Regions from separate parts of the Homo sapiens genome. Here region 1 is linked to region 2. A link is a loop called in an ENCODE intact Hi-C map of the cell type or tissue named here. Cell type or tissue: breast epithelium. All regions are shown on one strand. Links, peaks and the distances in the headings refer to the core of each region. The heading gives the core; the rest is flanking DNA. Region 1 has its middle 7.8 kb from the start of DOCK9. Region 2 has its middle 28 kb from the start of DOCK9-DT.

Region 1 (8,000 bases), core at 1-8,000, 130 kb after region 2:
GAGGGGGAATGGTGATTCTAAGACTTTGTATAGCATGAACCCTATATAAAATTTTCTTTTTTCTAAAAAAGTCAGTTAAATAGAAAATGATCAGTCATTAATGAGTCAACGTCTACCATGGCATTTGGAATAAGGCTAAGGTGTGTGTTCTGTCCTGTGGAGGATGGTAAACTTTTGGCTTCAATCTCTACCCCACTCCACCTCTCACTTTCAGCCAAATACCCTCATATGTGTCATATCTGTGCAGAGATATTTCTGGGAACCCATTCGTGTTTCCTTGTCTTGGATCTGTGTTTAAACATTGTGGGTGTTCTTCCTGTATCTTAAGTTATATTAAGATCAGTGATTCCGAAACATGGGTGGGTAAAAGCCTGCAGCATAGGTCTCACCTGGGAAGTTGTGCAAAATTCAGATCCTTGAGGCTCAGTTCAGGATTCCGATTCAGAAGTTCTGGGTGAGGTCCTGGAATCTGTATTATCATTATTATTATTATTATTATTATTATTATTATCATCATCATCATCATCATCATCATCATCATTATTATTAATTTTCAAGCTCCCAAAATGACTTGAGGCAGAACTAGGTTTGGCAACCCTTACAAGACAGGGGTCTTGGCTTCACCTCACTTTTGCTGGAGTACCAAGGAGGAAAATATTCTTTGGGATGGAATATTCTGGAGGGTCTCATGAAAGAGGAGAACCTTCCAAGGTGAGTAGGCATTTGACAGGTTAAGATCAGGAAGAGGTGGGCGAACATTGCAGATTGACAGCATTTCTGGAGACATGAGGTGAGGCTTCAGGAGGCAACACAGTGTTCTTACTGCAAAGGTTTGAGGCAGGGAGTGGTGAGGAAGGGCCAGGGTGTGTCAGCCCTGAAGACAGTGGCTGAAGGGTGGCCCCGGGCCAGTGGTTGCCGTTCAGCACATGGGGATGCCGTCCTACCCTGGGAGCGAGATCTCCAGATTCCTTCCCCACTTCTTTCACGGGGGAATTAATGTGGGAGGAGGAATCCCTGCTCTTGCATCTGCATTTCCTCTTTTCCTCCCTCTGTTCAATACTTTTCAACCATGAGGAGCTTCATTTATGTGTGCACAAGAAAATAAAATAAAAAAGGTTTCAATACAGTAGGGTTTGGGTCCTCTGCCCAGATTGCCCTGTATTACTTATCTTCTAAAGAAGAAGAACGTTGAGCTTCAGTTTTAAGTCTTTATAGTAACAGTGGATGGTATTTGAAGATCTGGTCACTTGTACCTTTAAAAATGGGTGTTGATTTTGTCTGTCTGGTCAAGGAATGTAAAAATTACCTCTAAAGAATCTGTTTAAAGTAGTTCTGCCACGTGACAGCTCTGACCTTGAACCGGTTCTTTAACTTCTGTGTCTCGCTGTCCTCCTTTGTAAAATAAGAGACCTGTCTCAGGGTGGACGGAGGACCAGATACAGTGCTTATCCCAGTACCACTGGAACTTGAGGCAAAAGAAAATAACTTGGAATACTGTTCCTATCTTTATTTCAAGTTTTGACTGTTTATCATGGCTTTTGGAAGGTATTATTTTTAAATTTAAGTATTTCATTAAAATAGTATCTCAGTTACTGAGTTTTTAGTGCTCTTGTATATTTTGTTCCCGAAATGAATACCTCGCTCACCTGCCTCTGGTCCCAGCTCTGAAGGAGGCACCCTGTAAGCATTTGCTACTTTCCTGGACATTATTTTAAAATACTTCCCAAGTGGTAATAAATAACTTAAAAATTTTTTTTAAAGTGCCTAAAGTAATTGATACTTTTAAAGGAAAATTTTAAATATACAGATAAGTAGAAAGAAGGGAAAATAAAAGCCATTTGTTTCACATTTCTGACACACTACTGTTAACATTAAATTTTTTTAATGTTTTTATTTTTTAAATTTAAAAAAAATTTTATATGCTGTTATCTTTTAATACTTTCAGGCCTTGGACAACTCTCCAATATTTTTTGTGGCTCTCCCAAAGGAGATATATGCTCAAAAAGGAGACAAAATTATGTTTGAAACAAAACTTAAAAATATTTGGATCTATTATTTACCAGTTATGTTAATTTTGGAACATAACTCCAAAGCATAGTAACTATGTGAACTTTTGATAAGCTATTTAATTCATAAGAGCATCGAGGGTTAAATTGAACTGAATTGAATAAGGATGTATGTCAAGTGTGTGTGCAGGGGTCCCTTAAATGTTTTTCTTGCTCACCTGTGGCAGTTATAATAAAAAAGTATTGACTTCTAGCTTTAGGTCTTGGCAAAGCCTAAATGGAAGAGCGTGTCTGGAGAGTTCTTAAATGCTTATGTAACATCGTAAACCTCACTTGTTTTGTATTTAACCTCCTGTTTTTGAAACGACAGAAGGGCTTAAGACCTAGCTCTTTGTAGATGGGCCAGTGGAATGTTCATATCCACCAATGTTCAAGTTTTCAGAGTTTGATTAAACGTCTCGCTGTCTTTTTTAACCACACTTTTCTTAGAAGAGTTTTTTTCTTTGTTCAGGAGGGGAAGATGAAACCCGTTGTGTTACATGTATAATTCTTTTTAAAATTTTATGTTGACAAATAATTGTATATATTTATGGGATACAATGTGATGTTTTGATACGTGTTTACATTGTGGAATGATTATATCAAGCTAATATTTATCACCTGACACTTTAATCAATTTTTTTGTGATGAGAACATTTAAAATCAAATCTTTAAGCAATTTGAAAGTTATTTGGAAATGTAACAGAAACCCATTGATGGTGGTGGTGGTGGTGGCGGTGGTGGTGGTGAAGATGGTGATGGTGCTGCAGTGACCTTTGGTCTTTTAATAAAGCTGCTGAACAGTCTAAGATTACTTCTAAGTTATATGATGTGTGCTTTGATTTGACAGCAGAGAGAAGGGAGGCTTTGATGGCCTTCCTTAGCATTCACCCTCCTCACCTGCCATGTTTATATCTCCAACTCTAGTCACCTTTATTTGTAGCATATCTACCTGTGAATAAGTTTAATTTAGTTTACTTACATATTTTACAAGCACCCAGGGGGAAAAGTTTGACTTCTTAGGACGTGTGGCCCAGGAATAACAACGTGTGAGCCCCTAAAACTATCTGGCAGTGTTTTCTATTTCTTGGCGGTCTCTTAAGTTCACATAGGAAATCAGTTACAATGAGCTTGGAGGAAATAGAAGGCCCTCCTCTAGGCAGCAGGATGAGAAAGGGATACATCATCTTTGCTGCTGATGATATTATTTTATGGAAGGGATATAACCTATTGCTTTTTAGAAGAGGGGACTTCCAGATGATTGTTGGGGAGCTGTTATTACTATACACGGTCATTGTCTTCTAAATGCAAACTAAATTCAGCCAGAAGTGCTAGGGGAAATGCTACAATTCCCTTTGTAAAGTTTCTGGTGGACTTTACCCTTGTAACCTGAGAGTGTGTTCCTTTTTGCAGAAGTACGAGTCTAGAGTTGGCCTGGCGGCCTGTCCCCTCCACCCCCGATGCTAGATAGCTAATTGCTGTGAACTGTGACACTGCGACTCCTGCCAGCTTGGTCCATCTCCATCACCTATAAATTGAGATGGTCCACCAGCTTTGCACCTTGTAAGCACTGAAGGAACTTGCTTTAAGTAAGTTTAACATACAAATATAAGGTCTACAAAACCAATGAACTTGAAGGGCGGCAATTTGTGTTTTCCGCTAGGTTGCTTTGGGAGCTGGACAGGGAGAAGTGAACAAAAGAACATTTGTCTTTTAGTTATACTTGAATGATGCATTTTATTTAGAAAGGAAAACTTGAGCGCTTTTTAAAAAGTTTTGATCATGTTTTTCACGAAGAATACATTCTCTGGCCCTTAACCTCAGCATTTGTGATGTAGTGAGGAAAGTGAGAAAATTCTAGCTTGTGAACTCCTGTGATAAATCATACCAAAGTGAGGCACCTTCATCATTTATTCTAGAAGCAAGCATTTATGGATTGCCTACTGTGTACACAATACTGTGCCGGGCGTGGGGTGGGGTAGGGGGATAGCCCCCTGCCCTCCTCACCAGCGCTCAAAGCTGAGGAAGGGAGATAAAACAGTTACAGATCACGCGAAACAAGATTGAGGCCAGGTTTTGGTAACCCATACCAGGAGTTTAGTTTCCTGAGAAAAATCCCAGGCACATTATGTTTCTCTTGGCTTTGTAAGTTTCCATCTCTAAAATAAATTATTGACATTAGCTAACTGAATTATTGTTATCACGATCAAAATAAATTGATAGTTTACAGAAAAACCGTTGGTGTCCAGAGCTTAACAGCCCCATTTCCAAACTGAGAGGATCCTGAGCCTTCAGTAAATTCATTCAATGTATATTTTCTCAGCACCTGTAGTGTTTTAGGACCTGGGAACACAGCAATGAACAAAACAGGCAAAAATGCTGCCCTCGTGGAGCTTTCTACCTGCGGGTAGGGAAGGTTAGACAGACATTAAATAAGAAAAGTAGAATAGGATGCCAGATGGTGATAGAGCCTATGGAAAAATGAAGGCCGGGAAATGGGGGAGGATGTTACAGGTGGGGGTGGGGCTGTCTTTAATGAGAAGCTTCTTAAACCTTCCATGGCTGCAGACAGAGCCTTCTCTAAACAGTGGGATGTGTCCTTCGTCAGCCTGACTCTCCCATCTTAGCTTCCTCATCTGGAAACAGAGGTTTCTTTAGGGACTGCCCCCTGCTGTGCCAGTGCTGTGGGTTTTCCCAGAGCTGAGAGCGCAGGCCCCACCCCCCCAACTGCCCACCCCCCTGCCCCCATAGTCTTCTTCACTGATAGCACGTTATAGTTCTGTTATGTTCTTGTTGTCTGCTGGCTCCTTGGCTCAGCCCCTGCTCTGTTGGAAATGAGAATCTGACATGTTTAGAAAGATACCCACTTTTTTGTCTTTGTGTTTTTCTTTTGTATATAGTAGGTCAGTGCATTCCATTGAGTGGTTTGTTTTTCCCCAGATATTATCAATAAGGAAAGTTCTCATACTTAATATTATAGATATATAGAGCTGGAAAGATTTTTTTGGTGTAAGTCCTTCATTTTACAGGTAAAGTCTGTGGGGCCCAGAGAGGTGAAGTGACTTTTTCTAATGTCACACAGCTGTTGTGGGGCATAGTGAGTGGCTAGAACCCCAGCATGAGCTTCCTCTATACCATTATCTCATAATCCAGCTCACTGATTTCTGACTAAAGAAGTGATGAAAGCTTTTGCAGAAAACTTGCAGAATATAGAAGACTTTAGAGAGAAAAAGAATCACTAATAGTACCATGTACCAGAGGTAATCAGTAGTTACATTCTGTTGTATTTTTTTTAGTCTTGTGTGTGTGATAGTGTGAGCATTTTCTCAATGTCCTTTAAAGTTCTTAGAAAACAGTTTTTATTGGTTATGTTATTTGCCCTGTTTTGGAGATACAACTATTGAATTCGAGTTGTCCAACTGGCATTAGGCTTCAAATGATCCATTTACTGACTTGTGTCAACAAATGAGTAGACTGTGCACATGTTGACACTGCTGATTGGCATCCACTGGTTGTTTGTTTACCTCATGCCTGATGTTTAAATTCCTGTTGTTACCCCTCCTTAAATAGAATGTGAACCTGCCCATGGGAAGAGATTTGTACCACAGAACTTTGGTTGGCTCTCTAGCTCCTCACTCCAGGCCTCGGTCTCCTTGTTCTATGAGTGAAGGACCTTCCAATGGTCCCTTTTCTGAGAACTAGGTGAACTCCCTTGGCCTTTCTTTAGGAAACTCACAGACATACAATTTCATATGTAATTTTAGAGGGTTTGTGGACCACCTTCCCTAACATTCAGCCTTGGATTCTGGGCTAAGAGACACTAGACTAGGTGATAATGTGGATTACATTTCTGTGACTATTTGATTAAATCTGTAATGATAAAAAATAATTGAGGAGGCCGGGCACAGTGGCTCACACCTGTAATCACAGCACTTTGGGAGGCCGAGGTGGGTGGATCACCTGAGGTCAGGAGTTCGAGACCAGCCTGGCCTACATGGTGAAACTCTGTCTCTACTGAAAATACAAAAATTACCCACCCGTGGTGGTGGGCACCTGTAATCCCAACTACTCGGGAGGCTGAGGATGGAGAATCACTTGAACCCAGGAGGCAGAGGTTGCAGTGAGCCGAGGTCATGCCACTGCACTCCAGCCTGGGTGACAGAGTGAGACTCCATCTCAAAAAAAAAAATAATAATAATAATAATTGAGGAGGGCATGAGACTTTATATCAGATGTATCTTTTCCTATATTAACTCTTCTAAGAGGCCCTAAGGGTTGTGGTCGAGAAACTGTCTCCCCCTCCCACCACTGGCTGCCACCACATCTTCTCTTGCTGTATGTAGCTTTCTCTCCTCCCTCGCTGGCTCTTTCCTGCCTCACTCCCTGAATCAGTTGTCTGCAGTGCCGTTCTGCTCTCTGTTTTGCTGCCTGTCTTGCTGTCTTCCATGCTTTTGTCTTTCTCAGAAGGCAGATCATTTTCGGGCCCCTTTTCTTTGGCCAGCAAGCTGACCAGCAACAGTATACTGCGGAAAATCTTTAGTCATTTGTTTTCTTTTGCATTTTTTCTTAATTTCTACTTATTGTTTCTACTTCCCCAGAACAAGAGAAAAGGAATGATAACTTTGGAGTATACACAAGTACATGTATATAAGTAATATAGGTGTACATATGTGTGTGTATGCATATTTTTCTTTTGCCTTTGTTATAAGTATCCTTCTGATATGCCAAGAACCCCTAATAAAGACAGTAAATAACTTCTGTTAGGTTGAGATAATTGATTTATTCCTCGTATTGTTATTCCTCAGATGGTTATTAGCTATGGTTAGCTACAGTATCTACAGTTTCAAAATTTATATAGATTTATTGCTAAAAACACGTTTATTTGTACATTTTAAAACTTTAGTTTTACTGTTTTCAAATACACTTCGTCTCAAAAAACGTCTAGCAAATTTTGCAGAATAAAATTTTCTTACCCGGGAGAAAGGAACATTTTTATTTTTAGTAGTAGTGAAAATTGTTGGGTTTTGATTTATGAATAAACTATTGTTGGGTTTTTATTTTCAAGCAATTGAAAGCTTCTGCCTTAATTTGGGCCCTTAACAAATGAAAATGTTTGCATATTTTTACAAATACACCATTTCACTTTAGGGCCAAAGATGACAAACCTGCTATCAGCATTCAGTTCAGCAAATACATCGTGAGTGCTTTTAGTCCCTAAGGCCACTCAAAGGTGGTTAAGATACAGTCCCTGCCCTCAGTGAATTAACAGTCTCACTAAAGGGTTCTTCTACCGGGGCAAACTTAATAAAAGGTAAACTCTGAAAAGCTCCATAATAGAGGTAAAAAGTAGGCTCAGAGGGTTAACTGAGAAGGAGCCAATTCATTCTGGCTGGAGGGGTTCTTGGGGAAGATGGTATTTAAACTGGGTCTTGGGCATGGGTAGCAGTTCCCTCTACAGAGAGAGTCACTCCTTCCACTAATCAGAGTGTGATGGAAGTCCATCTTATGGGTGGAAGAGGAAGATGGAGTTTTGCATTTAAAGTTAGCTTTCCTTTGAGTCACAAATTGCCCTTGGAACATTTCTTAAATTTCCTGTGAGGTTTTCATGGTTTTGAGTACCCGAGCTGTATAATAAATTTGTGTACATATTAAAATTTGAGACCTGAACCCCATTACAGAAGCATTCATTCCATCCTGCTTCTGAAGCCTTCCTCTTCCCCACAGGGTTTACAACATTTTTAACAGTGAAACTCTATACCTTTCATACGTGTTCATAGATATGTTTGTTGTGGGTTAAACAAGCTGGTGTGTGAAGGAACTCAAGGTTAGTAGATGGTAGGAGCTCAGTGCAGGTTTGTGAAAGTTGAATCGGGGGTCGGACATACACCTTGTTGTTTGAAATGTTGGAAAGGAAAATGTGGCCACCTACTTCCTGTCCTGGTAAAATGGCATTTC
Region 2 (8,896 bases), core at 345-8,344:
AATAGCATTGTAGCCTTCAAGGGCAGAGACAAGATATAACTCCATCACTCATAATGCTTAGCACTGCGATACTGAATAAATATCTATTTGCTCTGTGCATATAGGCATTCAAAGGAAATCCCTGGCAGCTCTGCTCCAGGTCAAGAAATATACCAAGGACACTGCATGCAGATTCACCCAATGAAAGGGACTTCCTCTCCATTTGTTTTATGAATTATCAAGAATCACCCAATGCAAAGCATTTTGTTCATTAATTGGAGTCTGGGGAGCCTTGGCCCTCCAGGTCATTGTCCTATCAACAAGCCATTCCTGGTATCAGCCCTTTCTGGGCAGCTACTGTCCTTAACCTCCCCTAATTCTAGAATGCTCCTTAGTGACTTGCTTGATCAAGATCATGTGGTTTTGAGACCTCGAATGCTAGGTCATAATAAGGGAGGAGAACATCTCTCATATTGTCTTATGCCCAATTTCTGCCTCCAAAGAAAGAAAAAGTAAAAACTAAAAGGCAGAAATGGAATCCACAAGCAGACAGCCCGGCGACACACCCTGGGCCTGGTAGTTAAAGATGGACCCCTGACCTAATCGGTTATGCTATCTACAGATTACAGACATTGTATAGAAAAGCACTGTGAAAATCCCTATCCTGCTTTGTTCTGATCTAATTACCGGTGCATGCAGCCCCCAGTCACGTACCCCCTGCTTGCTCAATTGTCACGACCCTCTCATGCGCACCCCCTTAGAGTTGTAAACCCTTAAAAGGGACAGGAATTGCTTACTCGGAGAGCTCAGCTCTTGAGACAGGAGTCTTGCTGATGCCCCCGGCCGAATAAACCCCTTCCTTCTTTAACTCAGTGTCTGAGGAGTTTTGTCTGCGGCTCGTCCTGCTACAATAAGAATTCTTGCAGCTGCCATCTGGAGTTCTGGGAACACTCACGGCCTTGAGCTGCCAGTTGGAAGTCCAACTACCCTGAGATCACCCTGCTCAAGAAACACATGAAGAGTCCCTGAAATTGCGTGAAGAATGAGATGCCTGGCCACCTCCCAGAGCACCTTCTAGAAGGTTGAGTGTCAAAAGATCTAAAGCCACCTTTAATCTGCTAAAACACATCATTTCAAAAATATCAAGATGATGCCTGACGTATAATACAAAGGAAAATAAAAGTTAAGTAATTTATAATAATACATATTTCAATATTTTGATGCCTCAGGCAAAACACAAAGTAGTAGTCATAAAGAATTCTGGCTGGGCGAATATTTTTTAAAAAATTTTTGCATTTATTTTCTTTTAAAATATTTTGTATTTTAATAGCTTTTCGGGTATATCGCGCCTGTAATCCTAGCTCTTTGGGAGGCTGAGGCGGGCTGCCACCTGAAGTCAGGGATTCGAGACCAGCCTCGCCAAAATGGTGAAACCCTGTTTCTACGAAAAATACAAAAATTAGCAGGGCGTGGTAGCACACACCTGTAATCCCAGCTACTCGGGAGGCTGAGGCAGGAGAATTGCTTTAATCTAGGAGGCGGAGGTTGCAGTAAGCCGAGATGGCACCACTGCACTCCAGCCTAGGCAAAAGAGTGAGACTCCTTTTAAAAAAAAAAGGCTTGGGAGGCTGAGGCGGGTGGATCACTTAAGGTCAGGAGTTCGAGACCAGCCTGGCCAACATGGTGAAACCTTGTCTCTACTAAAAATACAAAAATTGGCCAGGCATAGTGGCTCACGCCTGTAATCCCAGCACTTGAGAGGCCGAGGTGGGCAGATCATGAGATCAGGAGATCAAGACCAACTTGGCTAACACGGTGAAACCCCGTCTCTACTAAAAATACAAAAAATTAGCCAGGCATGGTGGCGGACGCCTGTAGTCCCAGCTACTCAGGAAGTTGAGGCAGGAGAATTGCTTGAACCTGGGAGGCGGAGGTTGCAGTGAGCTGAGATCGTGCCACTGCACTCCAGCCTTGGTGACAGAGTGAGACTCCATCTCAAAAAAATAAATAAATAAAAAAGAACGGGTGTATATTTACAATTTCTAGAAATACAAAGCTACAAATGCAGGCTCAAATGGGAGTGTTTTGCTAGCAACCCAAATGCCATGGATGACACTGCCTTTGGTGACTTTAGAAGATGAAGGCCACAGTTTTGTATAGTTCATAACAAAATAAAATAGAATATTTCCTGATTTTACATGTTAGGTACATTTCTGAAAATTTCAGTCTATATTAAAACAGTGTAAACAAATGCCCTGTGTTTAGGAGTTCTGGACGTGGGTAAGATGGAGAAAGCATATCCTATCCTGTCTTACTCACTGAATGCATTTATAAAATCTGCATGGAATAGCTGTTGGAGGACTCTAAAAAGTAAATAGTAGCAGATGGATTGGTTAAAAAGGCCAGAATTTAGGAATCCCCCTTTCAGTTGCTATAGCCAGAACTAGAGAGCTTTTTTTTTTCTTTTTTTTTTTTCTTTTGTGGGTTTTTTAATTAGAATGTTGAAGGGATAACAGATGTAAAGGCCAAGATAAACAATAAGATGGACAAATTGACACTGCAATTAAATATTGAAATTTATAATGATAATTGAATTAGTTAACCTGATAGCATTTTTAAAAAACTTGTGAGCACAATACTTGCATTATGATAGTTATTCTTTACTTAGCATTATGAAATAAGCTTTTGCTTCTTGATGCCCTAACACTTAAAAAAGCCTAAGTATAAAAAACAAAAATGGAATATGTAGAAAACTTTTCTAATCTCAAGAAGATGATTAAATATCAATTAGATTGAGCTCTAGGTTTTTTTTTTTTCTTTTATTATTATACTTTATGTTTTAGGGTACATGTGCACATTGTGCAGGTTAGTTACATATGTATACATGTGCCATGCTGGTGTGCTGCACCCACTAATTCGTCATCTAGCATTAGGTATATCTCCCAATGCTATCCCTCCCCGCTCCCCCCACCCCACAACAGTCCCCAGAGTGTGATGTTCCCCTTTCTGTGTCCATGTGATCTCATTGTTTAATTCCCACCTATGAGTGAGAATATGCGGTGTTTGGTTTTTTGTTCTTGCGGTAGTTTACTGAGAATGATGGATTTCCAATTTCATCCATGTCCCTACAAAGGACATGAACTCATCATTTTTTATGGCTGCATAGTATTCTGTGGTGTATATGTGCCACATTTTCTTAATCCAGTCTATCATTGTTGGACATTTGGGTTGGTTCCAAGTCTTTGCTATCGTGAATAGTGCCGCAATAAACATACGTGTGCATGTGTCTTTATAGCAGCATGATTTACAGTCCTTTGGGTATATACCCAGTAATGGGATGGCTGGGTCAAATGGTATTTCTAGTTCTAGATCCCTGAGGAATCGCCACACTGACTTCCACAATGGTTGAACTAGTTTACAGTCCCACCAACAGTGTAAAAGTGTTCCTATTTCTCCACATCCCTCCAGCACCTGTTGTTTCCTGACTTTTTAATGATTGCCATTCTAACTGGTGTGAGATGGTATCTCATTGTGGTTTTGATTTGCATTTCTCTGATGGCCAGTGATGATGAGCATTTTTTCATGTGTTTTTTGGCTGCATAAATGTCTTCTTTTGAGAAGTGTCTGTTCATGTCCTTTGCCCACTTTTTGATGGGTTTGTTTGTTTTTTTCTTGTAAATTTGTTTGAGTTCAAGACTAGAGAGCTTTTCTTGGAGCTCAAACCAGAGGAGAGTTTCCTGGTTTTGTTCCTTCCAGTATTGCCCTTTCCAGTATTCCCCAGACCTGGCCCCAGGGCAGTACTAAACCCAGAAGTGGGCCCCACTCATGGAGAGAAAGAGCTTCAGGGAAAGCACTCTAGTTCTGGCTATAACAACTGAGAAGGGGATTCCTAACAGTCAGAGAGTTTAGGGTAAAATATGATTTTTCTTTTCTATTCTATAACTTGCTTTATTTTTCATGGGCACAAGATCTTTAATAACATACAATAAATACCTTTGGCACATTTGCTACAAATATTTCCCCAATGTTTCACTGCCCATCTGACATCGTTTGACATTGTTGAGTAGGCAAATGTTGCACTATAATTTCTTCCACTGATAAGACAGCTTGTTTTGCCCTTTCACAGAGTTTGTTTGATTTTTAAAAAATATTTTTGTATTTTAATAGCTTTTGGGTATAAGTGGTTTTTGGTTACATGGATAAATTGTATAGTGATGAAGTTTGAAATTTTAGTGCACCATCACCTGAGTAGTATACACTGTACCCAATATGTAGTTTTTTATCCTCACTCCCCACCCCTAGTCTCCATGGTTCCTTATATCACTATGTTTGCCTTTGCAGACCCATAGCTTCGCTCCCACTTTCCAGTGAGAATATAGGAAAAAAAAAAAAAAGAAAAAAGAAAAAAAAAAGAATATAGGGTATTTGGTTTTCCATTCCTGAGTTACTTCACTTAGAATAATGGCCTCCAGCTCCATCCAAAAAAGGAGAATTGTTAACAGAGAGTTTGGAGTAAATTGCCATTTTTCTTTTTTTTTTCCCCCTTCTTTTCTTTATTCTCTGGATTCCAAGCCTTCAGGCAATTATGGTCATTTGATTTTCAACAAAGATGCAAAGCCAAGTCAATGGAGAAAGGATAGTTTTAGTAATTGGTGTTGGGAACTTTGGTCATCCATATGCAAAAAAAAAAAAAACACACAAAAAAAACTTTATGATTTGTACCAAAATTAACTCAAAATAAATTATAGATCTAAATGTAAAACACAAAATGGTGAAAATCTTAGATGTGTTACACAAAGACTTATTTTCCATGACATCAAAAACACAAAGTAATTTTTTTTTCTTTGAGATGGAGTCTCGCTCTGTCACCCAGGCTGGGGTATAATGACACGATCTTGGCTCACTGCAAGCTCCATCTCCCTGGTTGAAGCAATTGTCCCGCCTTAGCCTCTCGAGTAGCTGGGATTACAGGCGTGTGCCACCACGCCTGGCTAATTTTTGTACTTTTTAGTAGAGATGGGTTTCACTATGTTGGCCAGACCTGTCTCGAACTCCTGACTTCAGGTGATCTGCCCGCCTCGGCCTTCCAAGGTGCTGGAATTACAGGCGTGAGCCACCGTGCCCAGCTGGAAAAAGTAAATTAGACTTCATCAAAATTAAAAAAATTTGCTCTGCAAAAGGCACCATTTCTTTTTTCTTTTTTCTTTTTGTTTGAGACAGGGTCTCTGTCACCTAGGCTGGAGTGCAGTGGCATCAAAATTAAAAAATTTTTGCTCTGCCGGGCGCGGTGGCTCGCGCCTGTAATCCCAGCACTTTGGGAGGCCGAATCGGGCGGATCACGAGGTCAGGAGATCGAGACCATCCTGGCTAACACGGTGAAACCCTGTCTCTACTAAAAATACAAAAAATTAGCCGGGGGTAGTGGCGGGCGCCTGTAGTCCCAGCTACTTGGGTGGCTGAGGCAGGAGAATGGCGTGAACCCAGGAGGTGGAGCTTGCCGTGAACCAAGATCGCGCCACTGCACTCCAGCCTGGGCGACAGAGCGAAACTCCGTCTCAAAAAAAATTTTTTTTTTTTTCTCTACAAAAGGCACCATTTCTTTTTTCTTTTTGTTTGAGACAAGGTCTCTTTCACCCAGACTGGAGTGCAGTGGTGTGACATTGGCTCACTGCAGCCTCAACCTCCTGGGCTCAGGTTATTCTCTCACCTCTGCCACTGAAGTAGCTGGGACTACAGGCACATGCCACTACACCTGGTTAATTTTTGTATTTTTCGTAGAGGTGAGGTCTCACTTTGTCCCAGGCTGGTCTCTAACTCCTGGGTTCAGGCGATCCTCCCACCTCGGCCTCCCGAAGTGCTGGGATTATAGGTGTGAGCCACATGCCCAGCAAGACACTATTAAGAGAATGAAACGAGGCTAAAGACTTAGAGCAAATAATTTTCAAATTGCATATCCAACAAAGGACTTATATTCAGAATATTAAAAAAAAAAACTCTTCCAAACCGAGGAGTAAGAAAACAAATAACCCAATTTGAAAATGCATAAAAGACTTAACACTCCACTAGAGAGGATATGCAGATGGAAAATAAGCAAGTGAAAAGATGTTCAACAGCATTAGCCATTAAGGAAATGCAAGGGAAAGGCACAATGAGATACCACTACACACCTATTGGGATGGATAAATTTAAAAATACTGTCACTCCTGTGCTGGCAAATATGTGGATCAATTAGAACCCTCATATGTTGCTGGTGGGAATGCAAAATGGTATAGTCACTCCAGAAAATAGTCTAGCAGATTTTTATAAAATTAAACACGCAATTACCATCTGACCCAGCAGTCCCACTCTTAGGCATTTACTCTAGAAAAGTAAATATTTTGGCTCATAAAACCGATATATGTACATTTTACTGTAGCTGTATTCATAATAGGCAAAACCTGGAAATAATCCAAATGCCCTTCAAGGGATGAATGGATAAACCAACTGTGGTACGTCCACGCAATGAACTGTAACTCAGAAATAATAGAAATGAAGCATTCATTCTTGCAATAACTTGTGTGAAACTCAGAGGCATTATGCTGAGTAAAAGAAGCTGCTTTGAAAAGGCTACATACTGTATGATTTCAATATATACAATATTCTCAAAAAGACAAGACCATCGTAAGGGATGGCAGATCAGTCATTGCCAGGTTTGGGGTTTGGGGTCACAGGAGGATGACTGCAGATAGATAAGCAGAGGTGGCGTTTGGTGGTAAGGTAACTGTCCTGTAGCCTAGCTGTGTAAGTAATTACACATACACACATATCTATACATGTGTGAAAACTGAACCCAAAAATGTCATTCTATTGTTAATTTAAAAAATAAGATTGAAAGATACCTTGTGTTTGTATGTAAAACAGGGTTAGAGTCTAGGCTTAGGTAATTTTTTATTTATTTACATTTTTAGATAATTTTTAAACTGTTTTTTTTTTTTTTTTTTTTTTTTTTTTTTTTTTTTTTTTTTTTTTTTACTTACAGGAATGACCAGTGAGAAATTTAAAAGTTGGATAGAATTAAGGGATTGTTGTACTTTCCTGTCTCATTGCAGCATGTGTAGCCAGGGCTGCAGGTAGCATGCATGGGCAGCTGTATTTCAATTGTAAAAGTTCACCTTCTCTGGGCAGACAAATCATAAAAAGGCATCCCCTTTGGATGGAAGATTTCCAACATGGAGCCCTTCACCAAAATGGACGCAACTTTCTTCTTGGCAAGTGGAACTTTCAGCCCCACTCACTCCCTTGCTGAGTGCCTTTGTGTGGTACAAAAATTAACAACTACGTGGAGGGGAGCCCTAAATCTAGCAACCCTGGCTCCTGACTTCAAAATGCCAGCAGCAGCCCCAATCCTTATGTCAAAACAAACAAATAAATTTGACACTCCACGATTTCCCCATATGTCCTTAAGATCTCCCCTTGAGGCCGGGCGCAGTGGCTCATGCCTGTAATCCCAGCACTTTGGGAGGCCAAGGCGGGCAGATCATCTGAGGTCAGGAGTTCGAGAACAACCTGGCCAACATGGTGAAAACCCATTTCTACAAAAAATACAAAAATTAGCCGGGCATGTTGGTGGGCGCCTGTAGTCCCAGCTACTCAGGAGGCTGAGGCAAGAGAATTACTTGAACCCAGGAGGCGGAGGTTGCAGTGAGCCAAGATTACGCCATTGCACTCCAGCCTGGGTGACAAGAGCGAAACTCTATCTCAAAAAAAGAAAAAAAAAAAAGATCTCCGCTTGAGAACAGTATCTTGGTCCAGAGGGTTTTGTACACAACTCGTTAAGTTAGAAAGCTGTTCCTTGAATTAACTCATTTTAAGCTTTTTTTTGTAGATAACTTGTGCTTTATGTGTAAAACACCAAGCCCAGGGCCTGGCATATAGTGTGCTTTTGATATATGGAATTTGTAAAAGCTATAGCAGGAGCAAACTGAGATTTCCTATAGGCAAATGCCATCACCTTAATGAATAAACAGAATTTTAGGCCAATAGAAGATATCGTTTTGAGTAGGAAAAGAGGAGTGGGGAAGGAACCACTGGACTCTCCCACAAATCACATTCCTCACCTTCCATAGTGGTGGTCCTACCACCTTGGGAAATCTTTTTCTCCTCTCTTCCAGAAGCTGCTATTGTATATCATCTTCAAAGGTCAACTAATCTTTGATAATTGCAGATAATTAAGAGTTGGATATATTAGGTCCAATGGTTGATTTTGATTATTCATTTTTAATGCTGAAAAATGAAAGTATTTCTCTATTTAATAAGTTCATTGCTATGGCAACCCCAACGAAGTAATCACAACCTTGTAAATCAATAATAATAAGGTGTATGTAAAATACACATTTATATAATTATATTTGTTCCATATAATTATATATAATTATACCTTAGATTTAAGTATTCCTTTTATTTGATAATGTGTGTTTTATGGAAAACTACATACTTTATTCGTGAGATGGGAACGCTCCCTGGATGGCTGAATGGGAGTGAGAGGAAATATTCTACCCTAGGATCCCCTAAAGTGCCTTCAGATGTGTTTTATAGCATTCATTATGCTTTAAGAAAGGTTCACTAGACACGAATAGCAATAGAAACTGTGTTGCACATTTCCCTCCTGCATTTTTACACCACAGAAATGTGGATCTGTCTTAAAAGTGATAGCATGATAATCATTATTGACAGAGAGACCATGATAATGGTCATTGCCTGTGAACATATGACCTTGGTTGTTATTCATAGTTGAATAACTGGACAACGGACATCCCTGGTATTTAATCAATAAACCATTTAAGATCCACACGTGGGAAGAGTATGAGTCCTGGTGTTGTCAGAAAACATTCCATTGATACCTTCTGATAATATCAGGAAAGTGTCAGCAATGGATGAG

What was found. Peaks named below come from ENCODE experiments on the same cell type or tissue, not always from the same donor. Only the 100,000 strongest peaks of a DNase experiment are listed, where the experiment ranks them.
Region 1: it touches region 2 in a loop (4-fold over the local background); 1 of 110 quality-filtered maps calls a loop at or near these places.

The regions. Positions count from the first base shown.
Region 1 is chr13:98,981,858-98,989,857 of GRCh38, reverse strand. It overlaps a transcript of DOCK9 not described here. Among named protein-coding and RNA genes, the nearest start is that of DOCK9, 7.8 kb to the right of the region's middle. In breast epithelium, for the core only: no CTCF peak of the experiment used is centred there; no DNase peak of the experiment used is centred there; H3K27ac peaks cover 800 bases.
Region 2 is chr13:99,110,438-99,119,333 of GRCh38, reverse strand. No RefSeq gene overlaps it. Among named protein-coding and RNA genes, the nearest start is that of DOCK9-DT, 28 kb to the right of the region's middle. In breast epithelium, for the core only: no CTCF peak of the experiment used is centred there; no DNase peak of the experiment used is centred there.